2 separate regions of the Homo sapiens genome follow, and region 2 is linked to region 1. Evidence: chromatin contacts called from ENCODE Hi-C or POLR2A ChIA-PET data. All regions are on one chromosome and are shown on one strand. The core of a region is the stretch at or near the end of the contact, and the rest is flanking DNA. Distances in the headings are between cores, read along the strand shown.

Region 1 (2,883 bases), core at 198-2,697:
GGCTGCCATGTGACCTGGGGTCTTTATTTTCTGGAAAATGTATGATTTTCTAAATTATCTTTGTTTTTTTCTTGTTATATTGGAAGTAATAGTCTTTCTAACTTTCTACATCTTAGGTGAAAGCCAATAAATAGTAATACCTCTTGACATTGTGTTTAAGTATTAACTTATCAGAGTTAGAGGATTTACCTAGAAATACAACCATAAAAGTTGTTAAGATCCACATAGTTTTGGGATTTTTCAGAATCCTTTAGATAGCACTTAATATCTGTAGTGTGATATTCTGTCAGACATAAAGAATATGGAAAACATACAGAATTTCACTAACTCCAAATATTAAATATGTAAATATTTTGAGAGCCAAGGTGTTACAGTCTTGCCAATGCACCACCATGTCGCAGTTTCTCGTTGCCTGACGTAGTAATCCAGAGTTATTTGTCTTATGACCAAGAAAGTTAAGGAGTGTTAACACGAAGGGTGAGGGTGGAGTGAAAGTTTAATAAGCTAAAGAAGAAAGCTGTCCGCTGTGGAGAGGAGAACTGGAAGAGGGTTGCCATTTTTACAGTTGAATGCAAAAGCGTTTATAGGAAACCACTGAGGGCTGGGCATCTCATTTGCATAAGGCCTAAGTTTCTGGTAGCTCCACCTTGTCCTTCTAATGCACATGCAGGCCCTTAGCTTGAGTTACTCCATAATAGCTTTGTTCCCTTTACCATTCACGTGTCAGGGAATGGAATTTCCCCATGTGGGCGTATCTGAGCAAGTTGCCTATGTAGCTTTTCTTATCAGTACAGCCTTGGGCATGTCTTAGGCAAGCCCCCTTGTGCAAGTTCCCTTATCTGTGCCTGCAGGCTGTTCTTTGTTCTAAAGGTTTCAACCAAGGACCCACCCTAACTGCCCTCCTGATCAGGTTTTTTCCTTTCTCCTCTGTCAAAGATAGTTTCATTAAATGCAAGGGCTATTGTAGGCCAAGTAGTTTACAAATTCCATGCCTAGACCAGGAACATGGCCTATGAGAGTTTCAGAATGCCCCAGAGTAATCTTTTTGAGCTGTAAAGTTCCTGTTATAGAGAGTAATGATATAGGAGTTAAGAAGAAATCATTTAGGCAGATAGTGAGGGTACAGGAGTCCTCTGCAAGCTTTTCCTTTTAATGAAAAGCAGCCCCCAAATTATTTTCTTTTCTTATAAAGAGCAGCCTGTAAAATTGAGCTGCAAACATAGACAAGAAAGCTGGAAGCTTGCAGGGGGCACTGTTGGCAGTTGTGCCAATAGGAAAAGGCTGCCTGGGACTAGGCATGTTTAAATGGCGACCCCATGTTCCCTTCTCTTTGCCAGCCATGTGTGCAGTAAGAAGCAGACAAGAACGGAGCTGGCCAAGTGGAAAGTCCATTTGCATAATAAGATGAGGGTGGGGCAGCCAGCCTTCCCTGTGCTATGTAAATGTCACACCTGTTCCAACCAATCTGTGGGCCCTACGTAACTCAGACATTGCCTCCTCAAGACTGCCTATAAAATCTGGTGCTCTCCACCACAGGCCATATTTTGCTTTTGGAAGCTCCTCTTTCTCACAAAGGAGAGAGCTATTCTCCTTTCTCTTCTGCCAGTTAAACTTTGCAGTCATTAACCTACCCATGTGTGTCCGTGTCCTTAATCTTGGTGCCAGATGACAAACCTCAGGTATTTCCCCAGACAACGAAACCGCTTCATTAATGGCAGTTTAACATGTTCTAGTAAGTTGGATGAAAGGAATCTAGTCACAGTCAGTATAAAAAAAATTGTTTAATAAGTAATCCCCATTAGGCAAGAGGAAATTGTCCTCATAGAAATTAAACATCCATTAACCCCAAGATTTAAAGTTCAGTCTACAAGTATTCAGGAGAATTAAACATTCTTTAATTCATACTTTAATATAAAACTAAGTGCTCATTTTGTATTTTATTTACTTGTAATGTTTAAGAGACTTCAGCTTGCTAGTATTATGGGGAGCCTTTGATTCCAATTTAAACTTGTTTAGAAAATAATTGCTCTAGTTTTATGATTTTAAGTAAAAATCTTATTAAGTTAAAATACACTATTGAACATGTAATAGAACTTGGTTTCTATACTTATATGTTTAATTTTACAAGGCTAAAAGAATTACTAAGTATTTGGGAAGTTTTATCACTCAGATCATTGGAACACTTCTTTAAAATGAAAGTGACAATATTTAATTGGTAAATGAGATTTAATTTTTAATGGCATATAATTAAGGTTTTTAATGGAACTGAATTTAATAAATGGTCTCTTTAAAGTGTTAGAATTTTCTAGTAAATAAACAGCAAGATTTGTAACCAGAATTAAAATTTTTAAAGAAAAATAAGACTTCTGAATGTATGACTTAAATAAAGTATATATTAATTATTAAAATAAAACTGATCTTTTCTGCACAGGAATAGGTTACATTATTAAACACCAAAAGTCATACATTTCTCAGTTTTAGAAGGAAGGAGAATGTTAATACAATTCCTCAAATATGTCATGAATTTGGGAGAACTATATATGAATGAATATGAGTAAGTACAAGTTTTGTAGTAATTGATGATAAAAGGAAGAAAAGTAACACGACATTGCTATTTTGAATAAGTCTGATGTCATAGTATCTTTTTTTTTCCCTTAATGAGTCAAGAAATACTAGCTCCTAAATATTTCACTGAGTAATCCAGTGAATGCAGCTAAACTTATTTTAGGTACAGATGGTTAAAAATACATTCCTTCTCTGCTTATTGGCATTATTAAATTTGCTATAAAACCTGTTTTTCCACCAGCTGCAGATCATGTAAAGGTAAGTGTTTATACAAAACTTAGCATAATATTGTGCAAACTGCATGGGCTTTAGAGTTGA
Region 2 (2,883 bases), core at 181-2,680, 53 kb before region 1:
GTATTCCTCCCTGAGCCCTTCCTATCTCGAAATATTGAATAGCCCTGGGAGGGACATTGTCTCCCCAGCCAGAAAGGTCTTATAAGATGTCAAAACATCAATATAGACAAAAAATAGAAGTATATGTATACAGTGTATCTACAATGCACTTGAAAAATTCCGTAGCAAATTTATTGGACTTTCACTGAAATTACACAGTACTGTAGATTGAGAATCAACATTATGATTTTCATCTTCTTTAGTTAAAAATTATGCATTATTTTATTTAAACTAGTCTTATTTTAATGATGAAATTATATATTGCACATTTATTGTTTTGCTTATTCGTACTGGTTAATTGTATTGCCAAAAAAACCTATTTTCTCCTTAAAATTTGTGTTTAATTATACAGACCTACTACTTAGCTATTGATGTTTTCCTCCCGTTTTAATGAGAAATGAATTACATACAATAAAACTCAGTTTGTTTAGATTTGCCATTGTGTACAGTCATGTGACAGATACAGCAGAGATTATAAAGATATTAAATACATATCTGTTTTTTAAAATGAAGTATTAGGAAATTTGGACTAACTCATACCATGGCAGGCAAAAATAAATAAATAAATAAATACATAAATACATAAATACATAAATAAAAATTTGAAAGAAATAAAAGCACTAAATGGTATTTGTTATAGATTGATAAGATTTAAAAATACTAGGATTATTCTGGATAAGAACACTGTCAATTACATGTGTCGCAAATACAGCAGGTCCTTGAATTAATGTTGTTTCATTCCATGTCGTTTTGTTACAATGTTGATGCGGCTGGGGCCACAATGTGGAGTTAGAACGCTCTCCCACGCCGCCACGGGTTTTCTCCAGGCACTCTGGTATCCCCCACCTCCCAGAGATGTGCACATTAAGTGAACTGGCGAGACTGAACAGTCCCAGTCTGAGTGAGTGTGGGTGTGTCAGTGGTGACAGAGATCCGAGTTACCCCATTACTGATATGCGTCCATAGCAACTTCAGTCCTTGCCTCCTCAGAAGAAAGAATTGGAATGAGGGGCATAAATCAGAGTGAATGAGGCAAGTTTCAGAGTAAGAGTGGAAGTTTACTAAAAAGCCTTTAGAACAGGAAGGAAAGGAAAGACCGCTTGGAAGGGATCCAAGTGGGCGCTTGAAGGTGGAGAGAAAAGAGAGAAAGATGGGGCCTTCAACCTTGCTCCTGAGACTTTATAGGCTCGCCTCTTTCCCAAGACTCTCCCTTTAAGATGGGCTTTCCGCATGCGCTGTGCCCACCTCACCCTTGGGAACTGAGCATGCGCATTGTTTTTAGGGCACTTACCCAGACGCCCATCTGAGGCTTTTCTCCCCTATTCCGATGGAATGTGTCCCCGGAAGCTGATACTTCGCCATTTTTTTTTTTTTTTTTTTTTTTTTTTTGTCTCTTAACAGGCGGGCTGAGGAAGTTGCCTCTCTCTGGCGCCTGCATTCAATGAACGTTTGTAATGTTAGCAGGTGTGGACCTTGAGGAGATTTTCTCTCCCTGGCTGCCCAATTATCATTTTTAGAGAGGCAATGCGATAATTGCTGAACGATGTCACCTGACATTCCTAGCGGGTGGGAGAGAGCCCTCTCCTGCCCCGCTCATTGCCTAACTACCTGTAACAGGTGTGTGGGTGAGTGCTCCCTGTGATGGAACGGTGTCCTGTTCAGGACTGGGTGCCACCTGGCACCTTGAGCTGCCAGGACCGGCTCGGGCTGCTCGCGATCCCAAACTAGAACAAATGGGTAAATATCTTGCTTGATTTTTAAAATCTTTCTTTAATATACGAATAGCTCATATTTGTTCCAGTGTTTAATACCAGAAGTGTTTCGGGTCTTTATTTAGAAGTTTGGTGATGTTTTTGCAACCAGAAATATGCTGTAGGAACTTAACTCTTGTTGATATCAACTAGCCTATGGGCAAATAGTTTCTTTATACCTAGTTTCACTTAAAGTTGCAGTTGCCAAGAACCTAGTACATAAGTGAGGACTTACTCTATCGTCTTCCATTCTGCAGCTTATTATTATTATTATTATTATTATTATTATTGAGACGAAGTCTCACTCTGTCGCCCAGGCTGGAGAGCAGTGGCGCGATTTCAGCTCACTGCAACTTCCACCTCCCGGGTTCAAGCCATTCTCCTACCTCAGCCTCCCGAGTAGCTGGAACTACAGGCACCCGCCACCACGCCTGGCTAATTTTTGTATTTTTAGTAGAGACGGTGTTTCGCCATATTGGCCAGGCTGGTCTAGAACTCCTGACCTCAGGTGATCCACCCGCCTCGGCCTCCCATAATGCTGGGATAACAGGCGTGAGCCACCGCGCCCGGCCTTTGTTTACTTTTTTAGTGGTACCATTTGATAAACGGACATTCTGGCTTTTTGTTGTTCAATTTCTAAATATTTTTATGACTATTGCATTTTGTACCTTATTTAGCAATTATTTTCCTACTGGATATTTTCTGTATTCTAATTCTAGAAGTTTTGTTATTTTGCCTCAGATTTAGATCTAGAAATCACTTGTAATTAATTTCTGTATATGGTGTGATGTAAGAATTAAGGTCCATTTTTCCCCCTCAACGGACCAACCTCATTTATTAAAAGACTTGTTCAGTGGCACCTTCTTGATCAAAAATTAAATGGTTTATGTATGCTTGGATCTGGTCTTTTATTTTATAGGTGTATTTGTATATTTTTTAAAATATACGATTTTAATAAGTTTAACTTTAAAACAAATTTTGATATTTACGCCTTTCCCCCTACATTTTTGGCTTTTCCATCTTTTTTAGGATTATTTCATAGATTTACACACGTATGTCAACATACACACTTGGATTTTGATTGAAATCACGT

What was found. Hi-C counts contacts between places; a loop is a spot of excess contacts on that map. ChIA-PET counts read pairs that join two places held with the same protein, here RNA polymerase II (POLR2A).
Region 2: a map of K562 shows a loop between it and region 1 (2.3-fold over the local background). The contact joins the promoter of LINC02663 here to the enhancer-like site in region 1. A Hi-C loop is called at or near these places in 1 of 168 maps with a recorded cell type or tissue (K562). POLR2A ChIA-PET finds 5 or more read pairs at or near these places in 1 of 52 experiments (K562).

The regions. Positions count from the first base shown.
Region 1 is chr10:9,823,520-9,826,402 of GRCh38, reverse strand. The region is part of intron 1 of LINC02663 (long intergenic non-protein coding RNA 2663); the gene reads left to right. Among named protein-coding and RNA genes, the nearest start is that of LINC02663, 53 kb to the left of the region's middle. Within about 2 kb of position 1,447, at least 2 of the 41 ENCODE cell types and tissues checked have a DNase peak (open chromatin) inside an H3K27ac peak, as active enhancers do.
Region 2 is chr10:9,876,641-9,879,523 of GRCh38, reverse strand. It overlaps LINC02663 (long intergenic non-protein coding RNA 2663), which reads left to right and starts at 1,430. Exons shown (of 10, transcript XR_930644.2): 1 at 1,430-1,776. RefSeq lists a silencer at 2,246-2,408.